3 separate regions of the Homo sapiens genome follow, and regions 2 and 3 are each linked to region 1. Evidence: chromatin loops called from intact Hi-C (ENCODE). Cell type or tissue: dorsolateral prefrontal cortex. All regions are shown on one strand. Region 1 has its middle 350 kb from the start of MIR4689. Region 2 overlaps NPHP4 (nephrocystin 4). Region 3 has its middle 200 kb from the start of LINC02782.

Region 1 (8,000 bases):
GTATGGCTTATCTGCTTTCTCTTTTTGCTTTCCCTTGATTCTGCCTGCATGAGCCTTTTCCCTAATTCATACTCCACACAGAGTTCAGAACTGTAAGAAAACAAACCTCTTTTGTTTAACCTGCCCTGTCTATGATACTTTGCTATGCAGCCCAAGCTGAGGAATACACAGAGGAAACTTTCACAGCCACAGGGAGGGGGTCCTGGGAGAGGAGCCTCTGTGGCTGGGAACCCCCATCTGTCATACGCTAATCTGGAATAATGCAATTGTCAATCCACTTATGTGACATCTGTTTAGTTGATAATTCTTGGGGGTTGGCAGGTGGAGGAAGCAGTCACGAGTGGAAGGGAGGTTGGGGAGTGAGGAGGCACCTTATGAAAGGTGAGGATGAGGATGTGCAGAAAGGGATTCTGACCATGCCCAGAAGAAGAGTGCAGTCCTGGGGTCTTAGCCCCATTTTTCTTGAAAACGTTTTTTTGTGGGTAAATATTATGTTTCTTTATTACAAACCAAAGAAACATAATGACCTACAGTGAACAATAGTTAATTCTGGGTGGTGGATACTGGTGTTTGGCATATAGGTTCTCTATACTTTTCTATATTTATATCTCTTTAAAAAATCTTTTAAAATTTATTGTTACAAATAATTTGTATATTATGGGGTACGCTATGATGTTTTAATCTGTGTGTATGTTGTAGAAAGATTCAATCAAGCTAAATAACATAGTCATCCCTTTCACCAACTTATTTTTTTGTGGTGAGAATGTTAATCTATTCTTTTAGTAATTCTGAAATATGCAGTATGTTATTATTAACCATAGTCACCATGCGGTGCAATAGATCTCTAAAACTTAGTCCTCCAGTCTAACTGAGACTTTGTATCTTATATATATTAGGATACAAAGTGTTTTATTGTAGACAATTTCAAACATAAGCCCTGATGTGCTCATCACCAGCTACAAACATCATCAATGTATGAATGGCCAGCCCTGTTTTCCCTGAACCCCCACCTACTTCTGGCTCCTCCCTGGGATCATTGTGAAATGAATCCTAGGCTTTGTGTCATTTCATCCAACAATATTGGAGCATGTATCTCTAAAGGTGGTGAAGTTCTCTTGAAACAGCTAGGAAATCAGTATCCCAACCCAAATATTTTAACCACAATTCCTTAGTCTGAAGAATTTTAGCCCAAGCTACTGGTGAACTTTCCTCCCCTAGGAACATCGTTTGATTATTACCAAAGGGCAACCTCCTTGAGGGAGGAGAAGACAGCCCTCCCCTTCTCAGCCTCCCCCGCCCCTGCCCGCTGTGCTGAGCCCTTTACAATGCTATGGGTGACAAGGAATCTTTGATGATCCAAAATTGCGTAATGACCGTCCATCATGAACCTGGCTTGTCATGTCACCAGCTTGGCTGTGATCACCTATTTCAGGGCAGGGGCCCTGGTACATTAGCAAAATCTCGTAGAACCTTGTCCCTGATTGGTTCATCTCAGTTGCCACTCCGATGACCTTAACGCGGCATTTTTCACCTGGCAGTGCATTGGAGATGCGTGGAGAGGCTTAAAACCATGACACCCAGCCCCCACCCTGAGACCCTGATGACTGTGGCTTACAGAGGGGGCCTGGCAGCATCTCTTGGGGTGATTCTAATGGGAGCCAGGTGGAGGACGCTGGCTCCTGGCTTTTAACCACTGTGGACCACAGCCTCAGGCTTCTGTATCCATTCATGTGTGTGTGTGTGTGTGTGTGTGTGTGTGTGTGTGTGTGTGTGTGTGTTGTGGGGGAGAGGCGAGGCCGTGTCTAATCCAACTAAGTGAGGAGACATTAAATAATTTTTTATAAACTGTGTTTGTAAAAAGAACATAAATCTAGATCTTTTGAAGAAACAAATGCAGTGCTTTGTTATAAAACAACCACTGTTATATGTAAACAAACAAAATTTAATCCACTAGAGTTTACAAGACCAGTTTACTTTTGCAGAATAACTAACTTTTATACCAAAGATCAGACAAGATAGTGAGCATTTCCCAGCCTCTCATTACTTGTCAAGTACTAAGGCACCTGCAATCACCGTCTTTAATCCCTGCAACAACCCTATGGTGTGGGAGGTTTAATTACCCTCCACTTTACAGGTTGGGGGACTGAGGCCTGGAGAGGTTGCTAAGCTCACACAGCTAGTAAATGGCCCAGCCACGAAACAACTCAGGTGAGAGTAGGGAGGTGGCTTGAGGGGAAAGATGGGCTTTTGTTTTTGAGTAAGTATGCATCCTTTCAGCTGTTCTCTGTCTTACTGAAAGTATAACCCAGTCCCACACAGGTGGTGGGGGTGGGCTTCTGTTTGGTCCAGGAATTTGCCAGAGATTAGATGGGTGTTTACAGACTGGGATAGGGTAGAGAGTTCCTGATAACAGGGAGCAGACAGGTCAATTCAGAGTTTGTAGGAAGGGCACGGTCTTGGTTCAGGAAGAGCATCTATGGACGTGAAGACACAAAGGAACAGAGGCCAGCTTCCAGGGCACAGCCAGCAGACCGAGGCCAGCAACTGGGCTAAAGATAGATGACTGAGAGCCAAAGGATCTAGGGCTCCATGAACACAGGCTGGGGCGTGTAGCCGCTCTTGAGGGTGAGCTGCCATGAGATGCCTGGTGGGCCAGTGGCCACCCCCGAAGGTTCAGGGTGTGCCCTTTGGGCCATCAAAGGGATCAAGTAGAATTGTCATTGAGCCAGTTAGAGGGCCAAGGAGGCTCTGTTGAGACATCCTCTTCAGAGAAAGCAAATTGGTCATGCAAAGCACAGGTGAGCTGATGTAACAAGTGAAGTCCTGTGCTGTGGTCTGAGTATTTGTCCCCCAAAGCTCTTGTTGAAATTTGATCTCCACTGTTGGAGGCGAGGCCCGGTGGGAGGTGTTTGGGTCATGGGAGCGGGTCCCTCATGAAGGTTTTGGTGTTGTCCTCAAGGTAATGAGTGAGTTCTCCCTCTACTAGTTCCCATGAGAGCCGGTTGTAAGAAAGAGCGGGCAAACTTCCCCTGTCTCTCTTGTGTCTTCTCTCCCCTTGTGGCCTCTGCACACCTGGCTCCATTTTACCTTCCACCATGAGTGGAAGCAGCCTGAGGCTCTCACCAGATGCCCAATCTTGCCACCAGCAGAATCGTAAGTCAAATAAACTTTTTTTTTTTTTAATAAATTACTCAGCCTCAGGTATTCCTTTATAGAAATACAAACGGACTAAGACATCGTGCTTGGTGCAGGAATGGTCCAGGAGGTTTTTGACTCCAGGAAGGGACTCAGGCCAGGCTCTGGGCTTTGGATGTAAGCTCAGAGCTTACTTCCTCATTGACAAACAGTTAAGTCTATTTCGGAAACAGATATAACTTGTACCTGTGGTTTTACTAATCTCTTTATAATAGACAATATTTATAGTAATGACATGAATAATGCACATCGTTATTTTAATCAAAAGTTACACTGTTACAGAAAAAGCACATGAGACCGGAGTAGACGCTGAAATCTGGCTTTGTGAGCCCAGCCTCCTGCAAGGTCGGCCTGGGGGCCTGGCAGCTCTGCCGCCTCGCTGCGCCCCCGGTGGCCATTAGTGGAATTGCAGGCACTGCACCTGATAGGCACCAGCTGTGCAGAACTGCACTGAGATCATTTATATTCATCTAGCATTTGTGTAACTTTACTATCTCTCCTCTAGCTTTTAAACCCAGTTACTATTTCTTACTCGCTTCACTCACTCATTCTTTCATTCAACAACTATGGATGGGTTTTGTGCTTCAGGGTCTTGGTGATGGAACTCTGTTGGTGAAACAGACAACAGCCCGTCTCCATGGAACATACATTCCAGGGACCATAAAGGGAACAGAGCAGGCTTGTCCAAGGACCAGCCAGAGGTCCAAGCAGTGAGAGGACAAGAGCAGGAGGAACAGAGGTGCAAAGGAGGACTGAGAGGAGAGGAGTTCCTGTTTAAATCCACCCACAGAGGGAAGTCATTGTTGGCTTTAAGCCCAGTTGTGACCTGACACTCATTGCTTTGAGAATTCTGCATGGCCTGCTCTGCAGAGAATGGATGGTAGAGGGGGAGGCGGAAGAGGGAAATCCTATAGGAGGCTGCAGCAGACGGCTTTGGGCTAGGGTGGCCGCTGTGATGGAGAGGGAGGGGTGGATGGAGAGAAAACCTAGATGTGGAATGGCAGGTGCAGGATTGGATGCGGGAAGGGTAGGGGAGAAGCAGACTGGCTGTGCAGGTGCTCGGAGGAGGCAGGGAGACTGGGAGGGGTTGGGGGAGGGTGTGTCCCTTATGTTCTAAACACAAAGCCTGCCAGGCTTTTGGTTAATGTTTGAAAAAGAGAAGTGTCAGGCCTAAGAGGAGCGGCTGCTTTCTTGTGGTGTGTAAACAGAAGCCTCTTAGGAGGACTGAAATTTTGGAAGGGGTGGCATACTGTCTGTCAGACAAAAAGTTTGCTCAAGATCCTGAAACTGTGACCCTCAGGTGCTGCCAGGGCGGTCAGATCACTGGACCTGCAGGAAAAGACTGCTCACTGTCACATGCCCCTTATGGCCACCATGGAGCTACAGACACAGCCTCCCCCTCCAACAGCCTCCGGATGGCATGGGCTGCACTGGCCAGTGGTTGAGGCCTGAGGCTGCCGTTGGTGAGCTGAATTGGGCTTGGTGTACCATTCCCTGCACTGGGGCCTGAGTGAAGACCATACTTCCTTGGCTTCATCCCCAGGTCCACACCCTGTCCTTTGTGGTCTTACGGCTCCAATATGGAAATGAACCATGAGAAGAAGTGCCACAGGGACAAGAGGGACAATGGGGACAAGGCCACCCCAGGCAGATGGGACCCTTTCCAGCAGGGGCCAGCCCCCGACCATCCTGCACCTCCAGCCGATCAGCAGGGATGCTCACAGAGGGGGCCAGACATCATAAGAGCAGGGCTCTTGGAGCAGCCGGCGCCAGACAGCCCAGGACAGCTTCAGCCTTGTCCTTGCACCTTGCAGGGACCCAGAGCCCACCTGGATCCTGACCGCTTGTGTGTCTCATCCTCAGGGGCTGGCGGCGCAAGCTCTATGTCAGTTGGGTCCTCTGAGAAGCTGACGCCAAGCTGAGATGAGACATGCAGGGTAAAGGGAGGGGCAAGTGTCTAGGGTGGGGCTTGGGGCCATGACTGGCTTCTCTGCTCCAGGTCCTAGGAGGCCAACATCAAGTCATTGGCCAGCCTGGGCTCCTATCTGGAGGCTCTGAGGGAGGTTCTGTTTCCTTGCTCATAAGGGTTGTCGGTGGAATTCAATTCCTGGTGGCTGTAGGACTGAGGTCTGCCTCCTGGTTGGTTGTAGCCAGGCTTGTTCTCAGCTTCTAGAGGCCTCTTGCATTCCCCAGATCACAGCCCCCTTTCTCCATCCTTACAGCCAGCAATAGCAGGTTGAGTCCTTGACACTCTTTGAATCTTTCTAACCTCCCCTTCTGCTTCCCTTCTCCTGCTCCAGCCAGAGAAAGTTCTCTGCTTTTAAGGTCCTGTGAGATGAACTTGAGCCCACCCAGCTCATCCGGGATAATCTGTTTTAAAGCCCGTATCCTTAATTATACCTGCCAAGTCCCTTTTGCCATGTGCTGTACCATATTCACAGGTTCAGAAGGTGGGGACATCCTTAGGGGGACAGAATTCTGTCTACCACAAATGTAGAGCATGACCCTGGAGGCAGCATTTGCTTATTTATTGTGCAAATATTTATTGAGCATCTACTGCATGCCAAGTTCATGCCATGCTGAAAAGCATAGTCCTGTCTTTATAGGGTGCATAGTTGGGCACTAGGATGGTGGAAGAGAGAATGGAGGGCCCTCTGGAGATGACAAGTGCTCTGAACAAAGGCAGAAGTCTTGAGTCCAGCATGTGGCCCAGCTGGCACCTGCAGAGAGGAGGCAGGATGAGTGACCACAGGAGGATGGACTCACTATGGGGCTCAGCTGAATGGTGGAAGCTTCTGGGCCTGCTTTGCTGTGCAGGGCAGTTTTCATGGCCCCCACCTGATTTCAGACAGTTCTGCCTGGCATCAGAACTGGAAGGGACTTCAGAAGTTATTAAGTTCCAGTGTTTTCAAAAGAAACCTCCTTCAGGAGATATACGACATTTTTTTTTAAGAAGAGCAGCTTGGCTTGAAGCTGGGGGTTACAGAGAAGGTGTGGGGAGCCTCCTGCCTGAATGGCAGGAGTGGGGGAGTGGGGACAGACCACCATCCATGAGGCTTCTCAGCTGAAGCCCCGCACTCTTTAGGATGCAGTTTGAAAACTAAGGGAAATCGCGGCCTGGAGAGAAGAATTTTCTCAAGTTCATTCATCTACCTAAAAACAATCCAGACTCCTAGTTCAGCAGGGTGCTGATGACTCAATTATAACTTTTTATAGCTGGGGTGGGGTTGGAAAACCAATTTGTCTTCGTAAGATCACTTCCAGGCATTTAGAAATTCTGTATATAATGATGCTTCCCCCGCCCCACTACCAATTTTAATTACAATCTCCTTCTGCCTCTATTCCAAGAGTTAAAGATGTGGAACTCAGGAAATTCCTCACAAAATATTTTTGATGCTCTTTTTCTAAGAGCCTGGCTTGAAGAGATGATCTTCCTTTCTCTCTCTCCCTCCCTCCATTTCTCTCTTTCCCTCTCTCTCTCTCTCACACACACATGCGCACACACACAGCCTCTGCCTCATGTGCTTTTGCCACTCCTGAAGGAGGGTGATGTGTGGGCACACAAGGGCAACACCCAGCCTTGCACTGCGACACCAGTCTGCAGATCCACTCTTGGGAATGTGTTTTTGTTTCAAGCTGGGTTGATTCTCTCTGTTCATTTCCCTTCTGTGGCCCATCAGCTCCGTGTTTCCTGTCTCTCAGCTCTCCCTGTTTGCCTAAGACGCACAATTATGTCCTGGATTCCACACAGGGCACATTTATGGGGACTCATAGGCTGCCTGAGTCACGGAGGAGCCAGTCCCGTATGAAAATCAGGGCCCTCGACATCGGGCAGATATGCCAGGCTTTAGGGTGCTCAGCTTGCAGGCTCCTGGACCCCTCCGTCCCACCACTCTCTCCACCTTTTCCCATCCCCTCTGGGCCGGGGACACCTCCCAGGTGCTCTGGAGTCCTGGGCAGCACACTGGCCAAGGAGCTGTTCTGTGCACATTTCCTCGGGAGCCAGGATGACTGACCCTTGCTGTGGGCTTGCTCTATGTTCCGGAGGAAGCGAGATCAAATGTCCATGTTAGCTGTGGTCCCTTGGCAGAGGCTCTAATCAGCCCTGCATGGCTACTGCCAAGCAGGGAAAGGAAATGCGTCCCCAGCAGGGAGAGCCCTTTAAGCCATGGTCAGTCGTAAGCACAAGGCTGGAGTCAGGTCTTGCCTCTCCATAAGGAAATCTGTGCAGTGAGGGAGCTCCTCACCCCAGTTCCACTTGTGAGGAGGAAGGAGGGGATGAGAAAGGTGAGAACAGGAGTCCCAGGATGCCAGAGGGAAGAAGTATGGTCCCAAGGTTAAGAAGGAGCTATGGGTCAGGCCGCCCTGCCCAAATCCCCACCCTGCCATTGCTGGCTTCTCCTTCCTCAGTCTGCTCATCTGCAGAGTGGAGGTGATACCGGCACCCACCTCCCGGGCTCTTTCTGAGGGTTCCATGGAGAAGAGAGCCTGCCACGTGGTGAGCACTGAGTAAAAGGTAGCTATGATGACGATTGCCTTTTTCCCGATGTTTATCAAACCTGGGTACATGCATGGATCTCTCTGGAGGAAACCATTCCTCTTGAACCCTAGAGAATATCTCTGAAGCCCTCAGAGTTCAGTTTATGGAGTAATGATTAAGCAAAGGCCTTTATTGAGGAAGATCGTTTTCCCTGGTAAATGACCTCTGCGAAAGTTTTTGCCTCTAGAGCTGGCAGGATGTATTTTAGACTCGTTGAATAAAAACACAAAATTTCGTTCTCAGAAACTTGCAGGTCCTGAGGAAT
Region 2 (8,000 bases), 400 kb before region 1:
GTGATTAACTTGTATTTGGGATTTCTGTTTCTACAATTGAGGCCCAATTATAGAAGAGGTCAGCAAACTTTTTCTGTAAAGGCCAAATAGTAAGTATTTTAGGATTTGTGGGCAAGATGGTCTCTGTCACAGCTACTCATCTCCGCTGGTATATATAGGCGATACGTTAATGAATGGACGTGGCTGTGTTCTAATGAGACTTTGTTGATACGCACAGATTGTTAGCTGAATCGACCTGTGGACCATAGTTTGCAGACCCCTGATCTGCAGCTTTCTCTTATGTCATAATCCAGAGGAAGCTGCCCATTTTTTTCTGGGCTTTAAAATAGTTTAAACAAAAGGCAAGACCTGTTTCTTGAAGGTCTGATAAAACTTCTCTGTGAAACCACTGAAGGGATTTTTGACAACCAATTACATTTCTTTTCATGGTTATTGGTCTATTTATGTTTTCCACTTCATCTTGTGTTAACTTTTGGGATACACATCCTCTAAAAAAAATGGCCAATTTCCTCTAGTTTACAAGGATGCTGTGATAAAGTTTGTAACTAATTTAAACATTCAGTATGCGCCTGTGATTAGATTCCTTCCTTCGCTTTCTATCTTGGGAGGACTCTTCCTTTTTCGGTCAGGCTTATGAGAGGTTTGTATATTTCATTAGTCTCTTCAAAGAATCAGCTGTTACTTTTACTTACTGGTTCTCTTGTTTTTAAGTTATTAATTTTTTCTTTAATCTTAATTTAATTCTATATTTTATCTTTATTCATCCTCTTTGAAAAGCAGAATTCTTAGCTTATTTGCTCATCGTGTTTAATAATAAAATCATTTAAGATTCTGCAATTTTCTTCCAAGTACATCTTTTACCCCATTTCATAGGTTTTGATTTGGAATGTTATTTCCTACATTGTTGAGTTCCATTTTTATTTCCTTTTTACCTACAACTTGAAAATGTCTTTAAATATTCCCACATTTAAAAAGGCATATATTAAACTTTCCTTGCCCTCTCTTATGGAAACCTGTACTTATCTGTAAAGCCCTGCCTAAGGGTCTTGTCCATGGCAGAGCTTTGTTTTCAGCATCCCACAGCCCTTTGCAGACACCACCTTTTATTTTATATCCTTGTGTGTTGTCTGATTCCTTCCTTCCCTGCTACTGTTCTTAGAGGGTATTAGTCGAATTTGCTATGGTAACAAATAATCTCCAGATCTCGGTAGCTTAAAATAAAAAGGTTTATTTCTCACTCTCGCTGCGTGCGCATTGCAGTTGGTGGTGGCTCTGCTCGTCCTGGTCCCAGAGGGTGTTCGCCATCTTGAATATTGCTGGGTTGCGCCAGTAGGAAGGGGAGGCCTTGGGGAGGATCTTGTACCATCAGTTACGGCTCTGGCCCAGAAATGGCACACGTCACTTCTCCCCCTCCCGGGTTAGAAGTAGCCACGTGGCCTCCCAAGTCACAAGGGGACTGGGGACTGACTCATCGTATGCCTGGAAGGTAAAGAGGTGCAGATAGTTGGTGCATTTATTTGCTCCACACTGAAGAGTCTTATCATTGAAGCAGCTCACGGTGGGGACTGTTTCATTCATCTGTACATTGCCTGATGAGTCCTGGCCCACAGTAAAACATTCAGTACATATTTGTAGAGTGAATGAATTAATCAAAACCCTTTTGTATACAAGGGATAGAAACCTGACTCAAAATAGCTTCAACAAGAGAGAATGTATTGGCTCATGTGTCAGAAAAGCCTAGAGGTAGAGCTGATGTTAGGCATGGCTGGATCCCGGCACTCAAAGGATGCCATTAAGACTCCATCTGTTCGTCTCTCTCCCTCATGCCCCTACCCCCTCCCCTCCCCTTTAAGCTCTCCTTTCTTCAGTGTTGGCTTCTTTCCGGGTAGAGTTTCTCCACATGGTGAGCCCAGGAGCTCCCAGGTAATCCTGGGCTTAGGAATCCCAACAGAAAGGCCCTGATTGACTCAGTTGTTCCAGTGGGAGTCCTCCTGTCTTTACTGTGTAACACCTGATGGGGATGGGGGTGGGGACAGTTGGCCTTGGTCACACACCCTTCTTGGTGTGGGGGTTGGGGCCACCCCTGACTGTATGGTTAAGGGCTGGGAGGGTGATTCCCTAAAGGAAAACCACCAGAAGAGAGTACGGATTCAGGGTCGGTGAAGTTGACAGATAGTGGCTGCCTCTGGGTTGGGGCTCCTGGTCTCCCGATCCCAGTCCAGGGTCTTTCCCTGCCACTGCCGCTTTGGCTGCACTCTTGCATTCCAGCTTTGCCCAGCTATTCTTGCATTTTGCCGTCAGTGAATGCATAGACTTGAGTAGTTCCTGTGACTCTTTCTTTTGTTTGAGAAGGACGAAGACAGGTAAGAAGCAGCCTGTCCTCCTTCTAGAAGCCTGCTGTGCTTTTAGTAGAGATGGGGTTTCGCCATGTTGGCCAGGCTGCTCTTGAACTCCTGACCTCAGGTGATCCGCCCACCTTGGCCCCAGAATGCTGGGATTACAGGCATGAGCCACTGCACCCGGCCTAGCTTGACTTCTTAAGATGCAGAGCTGTGGGGAACCATGCTTTGAGTTCCTCACCAGAAGATTTACTGTCATATCCTTGGCAGAGAGGAGTGTGCCTTGGTTACTGGAAGGACCAGGAGTTGAACGGTGGTGCAAATGAGCTGTAGCAGCATAATCTACTTCTCAGTCACTGTTTGGGGACCAGCAAATCTACATGGATGGACCCTGATTTCACTGAGTTTATTTAATTTGGATTTATGGCTGCATTCATGTCACATTAAATGATTACCTTCAGCCCAGGTTCCAAGCATTGGAAGACATTGCCTCTCAAAACCCAATGTAAGAGACTTTTAAATACCCACTAGTGTTTAACTTATGATGGAAACTTTTCATACTTCAGTATTTCACCAACTTATATGGTTCCTTTGGAGATCTTAATGATATGCGGCTGTCACTTTAAGTGAGGTACTTTGGCTCTCGGTTATGAATAATCCTTTTTATTTTCTCTGTAACATTGCAAGGGAGCAAAGTTTCATTCATCACTTACCACAGAAGAGTGTGCATTGAGCCGCTAGAGGGCACTCAGTCTTTATTTTTTTGTAACTTGGAATTTCCCTGACCTATATTTTGCTTTTGAATGTTCCTCTGGTGGTGTCAGAATTTTGGTTTGTTTGCTTAATAGATTTGAAAACAGCCATGTAGAAGGGGTCATTGCAAACATGTAATTGTGGTGTTTCCCAGGACACGTGGAGTTAGATTCCTGCCCCGTGGTGCCTGCTGTGCTGCTAGCTGGTCTGGAACATCCTCTCCGACAGACAGCAGCTCCCTTGTCCTGGGTGAGGGTGGTTCAGTCAATCACATGGTGGTGGGGGAGAGTCTAAGGCCATGGAGCAGCTTTTTGGCCACCCTCCAACCACGGAATGGAAGTTCGTGTGCAGGTGGTAAGGGTGCATTTTGCTGGAGAATTAGTGGGACAGTGGGTCAGAGCAAGGCTTTGACAAGGGAGGTGACACTTCTGAAACTGACCCTGGAGGTGACCCCAGCTCAGGGCTCTGGCAAGTCACGGAACTCCCCACTCGGCTTGGGCCTGCTGAACCAGCTCCTGTTCTGGGCTGCCTGCGATCTGGACTCCTGCAGTCCTGGGCTGCCTGGGATCTGGACTCCTGCAGCACAGAGTCCTGTGCTCACTCATCATCCAGTTGCCCCTTGATCTCTGCTTAGGTTTTGTTCATTTTCCCATTCCTGTTTTCAAACTCTTAGGAACAATGACTTTTTACCTACAAATAGTTAGGAATAAAGGCCTTTCAAGTGGGTTTGCCATGTGAATTCTTAGTGTCTAGAGTACCACTAGATACTGACTCATCCTTTATTTTCACGGCCTGATGAAAGGAAGCTACTTTTTGCAACCCTTCTTCAAACCCCAGAGACTGCATCTTTACTAGCGATGGTCCTTCCTTTCCCCTGCCTTTTGGGGCCATCTGTTTACCCCTGTTTGTAACAGGGCCACAGTCTACCCCCAAGGCCCAAGGCCCAAGGCCCAAGGCCTGGCCCGTCCCTGCCTTCCACCAGCTGCCATGAGTTGCTAAGCAACAGCCTCTGCGTGCTGCCCCCTCTCCCTCCTCCCTCAGGACTTCTCTCTCCCACGGAATTGCTGACCCCATAGGTAAATGCAGGCAGCTTTGCTCAGCTGGGCAGTTGCTCAGCGAAATGAGCATTTTCCTCTGTTAGGACCCCTCATCCAGCCCTCTGCTGACCCCTGTTTGCTCAGTGGCAGGCTGGCAGCACAGCTAGGCCCAGGAGGACAGGTGCGTTTCAGGGTGCGGGGGGGAGGTCTACCTGGCACCTGCTGGGGCAGTCGGGCCACAGGGGACTGGTGCTGTGGGGACCGCATTCACGACCCCGTTCACATTTCCAGAAAGGACACGTTGGCCTCCATGCATGTGTCCTGATGTTGAGAGGCCCCTGCTCCCTTCAGCCTAGGAAGACATCTCAATGAAGACCACAGCCCCGTCCTCCACTGAGCTGTTTCCTTATCTTCATTTCTTTCTGTGGTCCTGTCATAGCGCAGGCATCTGATAAAATGTTTGTTGGAAAATGAATCTATGGACGTGGGAAAGTAAAGGTGGTGAAAACATGTCCTTCCTTTCCCCTTGCTTCTATTTTCACTTTTTAATTGGCAATGCGCATGCATATTGAAAAGTTATGTGGCTTGAGGCGACAGATAGCTGCTCAGTGAAACCCTAGGTCAGGACATGGACACCGCAGCCTGGCAGTGCCGGGACTCCCTTGTGTAGTCAGTACTTTTTATTTTTTTGAGAGAAGATCTCACTCTGTTGTCCAGGCTGGAGTGCAATGGCGTAGTCACGGCTCACTGTGGCTTCCACCTTCCAGGCCCAAGTGATCTTCCCACTTCTGCCTCCCATGTAGCTGGGACCACAGGTGCATGCCACCACACCAGGCCTTTTTTTTTTTTTTTTTTTTTTTTTTTTTGTATAGATAAGATTTTGCCATGTTGCCCAGGCTAATCTCGAACTTCTGGACTCAAAACAGTCCTCCTGCCTTGGCCTCCCAAAGTGCTGGGATTATAGGCATGAGCTACCATGTCCAGCTGGTAGTCAGTACTTTTAATCTGTCTGGTGAGGTGACGCTGGAAGTGAGAGAGGGTTGTTGGTGGGGAGGCCGCCTCCTGCCCCAGCCCTATCCCTGTTCATGTCCTGGCCCGCGTGCGTGATGAAGAAGCGAAGCCCAGTGTACTTACTTTGCGGGGAGCTGCGTGCCTGGCGGCCATGGGGTTGGCTGGAGAGCTCCTTCCTCTGTTCTGGGCTGTGATGTTAGTGGTATTATTACTCTGGGTAACAATGTTCTTTTCTGTTCTCTGCGTTATGTATAGAATGATCTCCTTCGGGGTGGAGGAAGGAGGAATTCTGGGGAATATTGTCCCTGTGAGTATATTTGAGCATTATTTGTTCACTGTACAACTTCTGCAGTTCAACTCACCCACAGTGCTGAGAGCCATGGGCTTGAGGGCATGCCTGTCTCTCTTGCGTGTGGAATGTGTGTGGGTTGCATCCTCTTGCAGGGCCCCCTCCAGGCGAGTGCAGAGGCAGTGTGAAGACGTTGGCAGTGACCAGGTGGGATGCGTGGCCTCCCGGGGTTGGGATCAGAGTGCAGGCCCTGCCTTGCCTCCTGAGGCCTGTGCTGTAGTTGAGTGCAGGGCTTTTGAGTTTCTTGAAGCTAAATTGACAGAAAAGTAGACATTTGAGATTTTGTTGACTGTGGTTTTCAGCAAGTGGAGACTGATTGGAGAGTGATAGAGCGTCAGGGAAAAGGAATCTTCAGAGAGGTGGAGAAACCTGCCGTGGTGGGAAGTCTAAGTTTTTCTTTGTCTCTAGCAATCCATGTGGACCATTTCTGGATCACAGTTGGTTCTGGTGTCCTGGGAAACCAGTGACTTAGTCTCTTCCTGCTCTTCTCAGATCTGGCTCTGGGCCAGAGGTGTGTGCTGGCAACCCCATCTCAGGGCCCCGCTGGCCACGAGCTTCTTGGAGCAGCCGTGGAAGAGCTGAGTCTCTGTGCTTTTTTTTTTTTTTTTTTTTGAGATGGAGTCTCACTCTTTTTGCCCAGGTTGGAGTGCAGTGGCGCGATCTCTGCTCATTGCAACCTCCGCCTCCTGGGTTCAAGCAATTCTTCTGCCTCAGCCTCCCGAGTAGCTAGGATTACAGGCGCGTGCCACCATGTCTGGCTAATTTTTGTATTTTTAGTAGAGACGGGGCTTCACCACGTTGGCCAGGCTCTGTGCTCTTCTTCTTAACGCCAGGTTATTTCCCTGAAACCAGGGTCCTGTGGTGGCTCAGCCAGACGCTGATTCCCCTCCCAGTGAGGGAGCCCAGGCCTCTGCCGCAGGGGTGAGAACGGAGGGGCTCCGTGTTGGGAGAGGCACCTGGTCATGCTGCTTGCCGTGGAGGTCTCAGCTTTCCATTCTGTGCTGACTGTGTTACTACTTCAGGCTCCATCAGGGACCTACAGGTGTGTCTTATAATGACTGTTAAACTAACATTTAATTTACTTTAAGTTTTATGGGCAATGTAGGAATACGCGTTTCCTAGCATGTCTCATGGGTGTGGTTACCACGAGTTTGCCAGCACACCCGTATACACTGTGGGTTTCTTTCATTTTTCTTTTTTCTTTTTTCTTTTTTTTTTTTTTTTTTGAGACGGAGTCTCACTGTGTTGCCCAGGCTGGAGTGCAGTGGCGCGATCTCGGCTCACCGAAAGCTCCGCCTCCCGGGTTCACGCCATTCTCCTGCCTCAGCCTCCTGAGTAGCTGGGACTACAGGTGCCCACCACCATACCCGGCTAATTTTTTGTATTTTTAGTAGAGATGGGGTTTCACCGTGTTAGCCAGGATGGTCTCGATCTCCTGACCTTGTGATCCACCCGCCTCGGCCTCCCAAAGTGCTGGGATTACAGGCGTGAGCCACCGTGCCCGGCCTATCGTCACTTTTTAACTTGCCGCGGCTGCCTTCCCAGTTCTGCACACACCGGCTGGTCTCCTCCCATCCCATTGCTCCCCTGCCCCACGCAGGATCTGCCGGGTTCTGCTGAGGTAGCTTCCATTTGCAGGAGCACCAGGATTGTGTCTAATGTTTTGCTGTTGTCGCAGCGCTGCCCCAGACAGCCTTGTGCTCGTCTGTCTGCTCACCGCAGCTGCTCCTACCTGTGTCCTGTGCACACGCATGCTGCTCCCGGTTCAGTTGCTGGCCCAGGTGCTTGTCAGCCAAGTCCTGTTATGTGGCGGAAGTCAGGCTTCCCAGACTCCACCGTGGTTTTTGGAAGACTCCTGGGGCCTGGAGTACAGCGGGTGCTCCCTGGCGGCCGCGCTGTCCTCTGGGCAGGACTATGAGTATAGTTTGGGAAGCACCTTAACCCATAACCACATCGAACATTAAAACAAAGAGATTCGAAACTGAGTTATTTCGTGGCCTTGGTGTGTCTCTTCCTGCTCTGCTTCACCGGTTGGATCTGAGTTTTGGGCCCTGGGGGTCTGGGCTTCCCACCAGGTATCTTTTTAAATGGCCACCTTTAATGGCCTTTTTAAATGGCCTTGTAGGTAGGTTTACTCTCTTGGAAGAAAAAATTGCATAAGTCATGATATAAAGAGTTACTTGAAAAAACTTTCCACACTGTATGCAAATTTGAGACGATGGGGAAATAAAATGCATGCGAGAAGTTCAGATGTGCTTGGAAGGTTTAACTTTTCATCCAGCTTTTCCTCCCCAAGAGGACGCACACAGGCACGGAGGGCTGGCCCCCGAGTGCCCGCTGTCTCTGCTGAAGATAATGGAGCCATTTCTGGCAATTTGTCCTCATTATCAAAATCAGCCTGCGGAGTTTTCCGAGTTCCCATTTACGGAGGAACGGCGTGGAGCTTCACTTACCACTCTGCTGTGTCATCTTTCAGGCTTTTTCTGGGAGGAGGTGGGCAGGGGTTTGCCG
Region 3 (8,000 bases), 220 kb after region 1:
CTTTCCTCCTCTCTTGCTATGTGATGCTGGTTCTCCTTCACCTTGTGCCATAATTGGAAGCTTCCTGAGTCCCTCAGCAGCAGCAAATACTGGCACCATGCTTCTTGTGCAGCCTGCAGAACCATAAGCCAAATAAACCTCTTTCCTTTATAAATTCCCCAGCCTTGGGTATTCCTTTATTGCAATGCAGAACAAACTAAGACACTGTTAACTCATGTCAGTGCCACAAACGTTAGTGAAGGGTTGAATGGGATGGCCAAAGATGCCTCCAGCAAGAGGGGATGCTCTAGCTTTCCAAGGATGGGACTCTGCAGTCTTGGCTGCATGTCCGGTCATTTCACCACCAAACGTATTTGAGGGTCATATTTTATCTTCCGCATTTTCAAGTGTGTGTAAATCATTGGACAAGAACCACCATGTCTTCTCCTTTTAAGCTGGCGCATTCTTCAGTCATGGCTCTGGCTGACACCCTTCCTCCTGGTCAGTGGGATGCTGTCATTGTCACTGACCAGATACTTCCCATCAGATGCCACAGTGAGGTATGTGAGGAAAATGACGGGGTAAAGTTATGTAGTAATGAAAATGAGTCAGTTACATATGGCTTGAAACTCTAATTAAGAATCTTTTAATGAATATCTCATTTTGACCAATCTTAAAGCATGGATACAAATGAAAAATGTTTTGTGAAAATGCAGTGGAGCATCAGCAATTGTATTTAATTCTCAGTTGAATGAATTTTAATCAGCAATGGTATCACAGGACTACATACCAAAGATTACAGACCTTGTTATAACGGACATGCACTTTATTTATAGGGTCTAGGACCTCATTACCATTAAATTCAGGCAAGCAAAGAAATCAAGAAAAGTCTCTCTTAAACAGAAAGCTGAGTCCCAGGGAAGGGAGATTCTGGTTCAAGAAATGTTCAAAGACGGACGGTATAAAGCCGCCTCCCTATCCAGCTTTGTCACTGAAATCGTCCTGATGTGATGCATGGAGCCACCTGCATGGAGAATATGGCAGTGTTTCTGTAAGCTTTTTAAAAGGAAATATATCGTGCAGTAAGGTATACACGCTGTGCATCTTGATGGATGTTTATGAACTGAACACACCTGTATAAACACCATGAGGAGGACCAGGCTGGAGAGTGCCACCTGTACCCTGGAAGGCCCCCTGTGCTCCCACCTGGCCATTAGCACGCCCACCTTCCTGCCAACCTCTGGGTTCTACAACCATCAATTTGTTTTGCCTGTCTTCTCCTTTAAAGATCACCATAAAGTATGTACCCTTTTCTGTCTAACTTTTTAGACATATCTCATCAATCCATGTTGCTCTCTGTAACAATAGATGCTTCTTTTCACCATTATATAAACATACTACAATCTACGCATTTATCCTATTGTCAATGGGCAGTTAGGTTGCTTCCAGCTTGGGGCTGCTATGAACAGTGCTGCTAAGAACATTCTTTTTCGTGTGTGAATGTAGCTACTCATTTCTGTGAAATACATACCGAGGACCCGAGGGTTTGACCTCTTTTCTAAGTGACCTCCCCCATCTCATGGCTTTATATACTCTCTGACAATGACCTGTGATGGTAGAAAGCTCTAGTTTGGAATGGCAAACTGCTGTCTGCAACTGCCCAGTTGGAACTTCTCCATGGATGTCTATCATCTCAACCTAAAATGCAATCAAACCTTGAGATCCCCCCACCCCACAACTCCTTTCAAGTCTCATTCATCCTCTCCAGTCCTTCAGGATATCCTACTGGCTTTATCTTTTTTCCAATCACTCTCACTGCGTAACTACTCACCCCCAGCGTATTGCCTTAAAAGGACAACAGCTCTAATGTTCACAGGTTCCATGAGTTAGGAATTTAGACGGCACAGAAGGGACAGCTTTTCTCTGCTCCATGGTATCTGGGACTTCAGCTGGGAAGACTCAAAGCCTGGGGGTGTTGTAGTGGCCAGGACGGGGATCACCCAGAGCTATCTTCACGCACATATCTGGAGTCCGGCTAGGATGACTCAAAGAGTAGGACTGGTGCCCCTAGCCCGTCTGTGGTTTCTCTAGGTGACCCGGTCTCTTCACAGCTCAGTGGTCTCAAAGTGGTCACACTTCTTACATGGCTTCACAAGGTTCTCAGCTGAGTGTTCCAATGAACGGGGGAGAGGATGCATCATTTTTAGGCCCCAGCCTCATGTGGTACAGCCATACTCGATTACACTTTTGCCATACTCTATTACACAGAGCTGTCATGAGCCTGCCATATTTAATGGAATGGGTATTAGACTCTGCCTCTGCATGGCGAGGTCACACTATAGAAGAAAGGGACTATTTATATTGGTGTGTCTCTCTGGAAAATATAATCTGCAGCCTGTCATCTTCAAAACATATCCAGAAACTTATGGCTTTGCCCCACCTCCCCCTGGCTCCAGGTACCATTATATCTCACCTGCATCATGAATAGTACTGTTATTACCTCTTACCTGTATTCTGGATGGTAGTGGCTATGCCGATGTTGACAATGATCCCAATAATAGCAGGTAATTGAGATCACCCATGTCAAGCATTTTGAACTGTTTTTTAGTCCTCACAGCAGCTTTAAAGCCAGTGTCCCATTGTACAAGTGAGGAGTCCCAGGCAAAGGGAGTTGAGCGGCCCAGCCCAGCCCCCATGGCCCCGCTGCCGCAGTGCCTGCCCTCCCAGCTTCTATGTTTCTCAGTGCAGTTTTTGGATCAGAGATATTTTGAATGCAAGGTACAGAGACTCACTGGAACCAGATCAAGTCACAGGGAATTTATTGCAAATGTACCGATCAGCCTTAGACAGCCTGGGTCGTGGTGCAGTTACAAAGAGCTCCAACCCAGGGACTCTGCACAACAAAGGTCTATGTCTCCTCACGTGGAAAATGTTGTGAGTCTGGCTGACTCATGTCGTTCACCTGTGTGTGGGGACCCCGATCCTGTGGTCCCTACCAGGAATGCAGTCTGATGGAGGCTTCATTGTCTACAGTGGTCAAGGGAACAGACAGCCAGAGGGCCTCCCAGCAGTAATGAAGAGCTTTGCGTAGTGGTGACACTGCCCATTGGCCAGGCCAGTAACACAGCACCACTCAACTGCAAGGGGCATGGGAATGTGTCATCCTACCATGTGACTGGCAGGAGATCAAAGCTGAAGGGGGTGAGGGTAGACTCTGGAGTTGGAGAAGCTGATGAGCTTATCCCTTTCTCTGGGTCTCTCTGTCTCTGTCTCTCTTTGTTCTCCATGGTCACTGGCTTCCTGCTGGCTCAGTCCCCAATGTCTTGGTCATTCAACTCCATTATTCACTGACCATTCTGAGAGTGCCCCAATTCCAAAATCTACAGAGAAGATGCAGCTTGGCCCAGCTGACCTTTCCTCACTGGTCACTCTCTGGCCTGCATATGGACTGCTCTGATCCAGTCTTATCTGGCAAGGGATGGGGAATCCCCAGGCAGCAGGGAGGAGCCGCCTAAGAAGCAGCCCTGGCAGGAGGCCCCAGGGATTCATATTAGTGGATTCTCACCTCCCTTGGACACTCAGCCACTCTCCGCCCTGGGGCCAAGCAATTGGCTGGGGAGCTGGCAGGGGCAAACAGACAGAAGCCTTTATTTGTAAAGCATTAATAGCTACGCATGGCAGGATTAACCAGAAACGGGTTTGGAGCCAGCTGGGACCTAGAGTGGCCCAACATCTGCAGGGCCTGCAAGAAGTGGTCATGAGTTCTGGGCAGATTCCCAAGCCCAGGCCACAGCCCTGTGGAAGGCTACCGGGAGCACGGCTGCTCTGTGCGTGTCTCTCCCAGACTGATGATCTCATTTTGCTGGGCCCCATGCTGCCAGAACACAGAGTGCTGTTTACAGCCCCCGTGCCCAATCAATCACTTATTCATACAGTTTGAAGATTATAGCTGCTCATTTGCTACTTCCAGTCCAACTTGTCATGGCGCATCTCAGGGGAGACATCCACACAGCTGTATTAAAGCCATTCAACTCCTTCTCCATGGCAACAAACTGGGGAGGATGGAATCCCACCAGCCCTGCTCACGAGCTGGATGTGAGCTCCCACCCGAGCCCACCTGCCCCACGGGAGCAGCAGGCGTGGGGTTCTTCATTAGCGCCCTCGTGCCTTCCAGCCAAAGCTCATAATCGTGGTTGACAGATTGCAAGCCATTTGTCATCAGCAGGGCAGAAGGGCATGGCTGCTGTTTCTCAACAAGGCCCTCTCACCTTCCAGGGTGATCAATTCAATCTAAATGCTGTTTATTGGGAGCCTGTTAGTGTCAACCTTGGGGTCTACTTGCAAGTTTTATTAATCAGACTTGTTTCCAGCCAACTCCAGCTTGCAGAGGAAGATGGATAGTATCAGGGAGGCGAGCTGCCCGGAAGCAAGCGATCCCTGTATCCTCCTTCTCGGAGACAGCTAGCTGCGTGTGCAGTTATGAGGAGAGGAAATGGCTTTTGGGGCGGGGGGGATCTCTTCTTCATACTGCTGTGTGGAACTGCCACCCATTTGCTGCCGGTGCTGGGAATCTGCAGGGAGATGGGAAACAGCCTTCCACGCGGTCTCTGCCAGCTCAAGGCAGTGTCGCAGAGCTCTGTGGATAAGAAACCAGATCCCCATCTCGGCTGGGACTTGTGTGTATCATCCATCCTTTATTACTGGTTGACGTGGACACTGACCTTCCAATTGAGATAACGTGCTGCGGGTTAGGGTCTCAAGTGCACATCCCTAAAAAACGCACTCTGGACAAAGGGGATGAAAAAAGACGTAAGAGCAGCTTCTCCTGACTTTCTCCCTTTCCCCGCAGCCTCCTCCCATGCACAGGGCAAAGACAAATCTCCTCTGCTGTGGCGTCTCCTCTGTTCTCTCAGGGAGCCCCTGCAGGTGCTAAGCCTTCGAATGCTGCCTGGCTCGAAACTCCATTAGCCAGTCAGTGCTTAAAGCAGATTAAGTAGTGTGGCAGGTTTTTTGAGCCTACAGAGGGCTCTTGGCATTCATTTCATTCTATTCAGAAAACTTCATTCTTTTAGCAAAAGGTTCCTGGCGCCGCTGAAGTTCATGTTCTATTCCGACTCAACCTGGGGCAGACATTGCCAGGAGGCGGCTCTTTGACGTCGACTGCTTCCAATCCGTTATTAATCACTGTAAATCTGGAATAATCTCTACAAACATATTTTGCTTCCTACAAATATATTTGTGCCAACTTTCTCTAATAAATCTTATGTCAGGCCGGCGACTGTCTCTCTTCACACAGCGTCTGCCAGCTGAAATATTTTAACAATATATGAGCAATACCAAAAATCGCTTGCTGCAGTCACTTTTGTTTTAGGAGAATTGACTACAACAGGGAATAAATTTATTACTTACAGAGGGCTCCATTTGAGGCTGGATATTTTCCCCCCAGTGGATTTTCTAGTTCTAGCCTTAAAAATCATGGAAGAATTCCATGTTTGTCTTCATGCAAAATGGGCAAGACGTTACTCTCTCCAATGAGAAAGGATATAAAATGACCGACCAGGCGTGGTGGCTCGTGCCTGTAATCCCAGCACTTTGGGAGGCCGAGGCAGGTGGATCGGGAGGTCGAGAGATTGAGACCATCCTGGCTAACATGGTGAAACCCCGTCTCTACTAAAAATACGAAAAAAAAAAAAAATTAGCTGGGCGTGGTGGCACACACCTGTAGTCCCAGCTACTTGGGAGGCTGAGGCAGGAGAATGGCGTGAACCCGGGAGGCGGAGCTTGCAGTGAGCCGAGATCGCACCACTGTGCTCCAGCCTGGGTGACAGAGTGAGACTCCATCTCGGGAAAAAAAAAAAAAAAAAAGAAAAGAAAGAAAAAAAAAATTAGCTGGGCGCGGTGGCACATGCCTGTAACCCCAGCTACTCGGGAGGCTGAGGCAGGAGAATCGCTTGAACCCAGGAGGCAGAAGTTGCGGTGAGCCAAGATTGCACCGTTGTACTCCAGCCTGGGCAACAAGAGCGAAACTTCCTCTCAAAAAAAACTGACCAACCAAACAACAACAACAACAAAAACCTCAGGGGGAAAAAAGGAGGCTTTTCTGCTCTGACCCTCTGGCAGGATCAGAAGGTACAGTGTCATCTCAGGCTTTCCTCCTGAAAATGGGCTTTCCCTGCTCCGTGCAATCAACCATCACGTTCTCCTGTAAATTTCCTCCCTTTACACAGTAATGGGGAAATGGTGAGGCTTGAGAAAGGGCCGTCTGGAGGAGAAGAAAAGGGGGCTTTGACAATGTGTTCTTGGTACAAAAAGGAATAGTTAGGGACATTTTCCAAAAACTCTTTTGCCTGGGAATTGAAAAGATACAACTAAGACCATGCTTTTCCCTGGATTATTTTCTCTGAACTGCCCAAAGCAATATATATTACAGTAGAATGTGTACTTTTAAGCAGTAAAAGGGGGAACTGGCACGGCTGTGAGAGCAGGACATTCAGAGGAAACGTGGAATTAGGGGACCCTTTCACATCAGGCGTGGGCTGGAAGCGGGGAGGAGGGCGTGGACTAACAAGAGGCTGTCACAGGGACTTCCACAGCAGCTGGCAGTTGTGTTACAGGCTATGGGAAGTACTTACCAGTTATTAGTGATCATCCATACATTCCTCGACAGGAAGCCTCTCAGTGAGTGGTGAGGGAAGCTTGGTTATTTTGTCATGTGGTGTGAGGACAATTTTGTCCTCACACATTGTGCAGCTGGAGGGTGTTGAAGGTGGGGTGTTGTTTTCTTTTCCATATATTCTCCTGTAGGTGAAAATATCCGAGCCACCCGAATGAGTGTCTACTATGAGTCACACACTTGGAAATTTAAAAAATAATAATAAAGATCAGCCAGAACCATGAGTTTCTGGATTCACTCTGAGCCTCTCATGAGCATGGGAGTCAACAGTTCTGCAGATGACAGTCTCATCACTGAGACAATTCAGGTGACATCTGTGCCTAGAGTCAGTCCTTGGCAAAAGTTCAGCCACACCAGAAAAATCAGCCGATTCAATTTTGCCTGCCTCTGTACGGGACTATTTCATGTAGAAGTGTTTTTTTCACAGCAGTTGCTTTTCTGAAAAGTTACATATAAGCCAGTTTGCCTGAGGGAGATGTGCTCTTTGAAATAATCCTTCCATCAGGTGAGTAATTGCCCCTTTATTTACCTACTTGGTAAGTTCAGACTTTCCTATGTTGTCATGACTTTGTTCAGAGATAGCTATGCCTTCTGCACACCTGCACACTGCGGGCTTCTATTTAAGAACCAGGGGATGGCCGTGAAAGGTGGTGTCAATTTGCATCCAAAGTGCAGCTACTGCCACTTTCACGGGGACATGGGAGGAGCAAGTCAATGCATCGTGGCCATGATCTGATGAGGCGAGGGCCGTGAATGCCTCGTGGGGACCTTGGACCTACCCAGATGTCCAGCCGAGATGATGCCCCCATGGAGAGGCAAGTGAGAGGCCAGGGAATGACTCAGAAGAGACTGGGCAAGTCCAGACCAGAGACCCTGGGGTCAAACCAAGGCAAGGAGCCGAGGAAGAGTCTCTTGTGCACAGTTGAAGGCAGACTGTCAGGGAGCAGTCCCCTGGCTGGTGCCTCTGGAAGGCTCAGTTCCCTTGCTCTGAGGGAGGACATGGAAGCTTTTGGCTCAGAAGCCAGAGAATGGTACCTAACGGCACCCTAGTGACACTGATGCTCAGTGAAGGAGAGTGCTAGACAGTGAGGAACCGGCAGCCCACAGAAGAGGCTGGAGAGAAGGCTGGAGCACCCAGGGAAGCGAGTCTGAGGCAGAAGTGGCCCTTCATTGACTAAATCAAGGTCCTAAAATCTCAGAGAAAAGACATGGGAAAGATCTCCCCTTTTACTTGTCCACTAAGGCCATACGAAAAGCCAGGCTTTGAAGAAGAGGCTGCTGTGGGGTGGCTCCAGCAAGCCCTTTGGAATTGCAGACTTTGGGTTTGTCTTTGTGCTCAGATCTCAGG

The links. Peaks named below come from ENCODE experiments on the same cell type or tissue, not always from the same donor. Only the 100,000 strongest peaks of a DNase experiment are listed, where the experiment ranks them.
Region 2: it touches region 1 in a loop (2.9-fold over the local background); 61 of 110 quality-filtered maps call a loop at or near these places.
Region 3: a loop joins it to region 1, with 2.0 times the contacts of the local background. A loop is called at or near these places in 2 of 110 quality-filtered maps.

What each region holds. Positions count from the first base shown.
Region 1 is chr1:5,510,323-5,518,322 of GRCh38, reverse strand. No RefSeq gene overlaps it. Among named protein-coding and RNA genes, the nearest start is that of MIR4689, 350 kb to the left of the region's middle. In dorsolateral prefrontal cortex, CTCF peaks have their summits at 3,372 and 3,577; a DNase peak (open chromatin) is centred at 3,562.
Region 2 is chr1:5,911,253-5,919,252 of GRCh38, reverse strand. The region is part of intron 11 of NPHP4 (nephrocystin 4); the gene reads left to right. Among named protein-coding and RNA genes, the nearest start is that of MIR4689, 53 kb to the right of the region's middle. In dorsolateral prefrontal cortex, CTCF peaks have their summits at 2,885 and 3,086 (motif pointing right); DNase peaks (open chromatin) are centred at 3,082, 3,332, 3,592 and 4,122; H3K27ac peaks cover 1,480 bases.
Region 3 is chr1:5,293,236-5,301,235 of GRCh38, reverse strand. No RefSeq gene overlaps it. Among named protein-coding and RNA genes, the nearest start is that of LINC02782, 200 kb to the right of the region's middle. In dorsolateral prefrontal cortex, no CTCF peak of the experiment used is centred here; DNase peaks (open chromatin) are centred at 3,185 and 3,755; H3K27ac peaks cover 1,688 bases; H3K27me3 peaks cover 1,531 bases.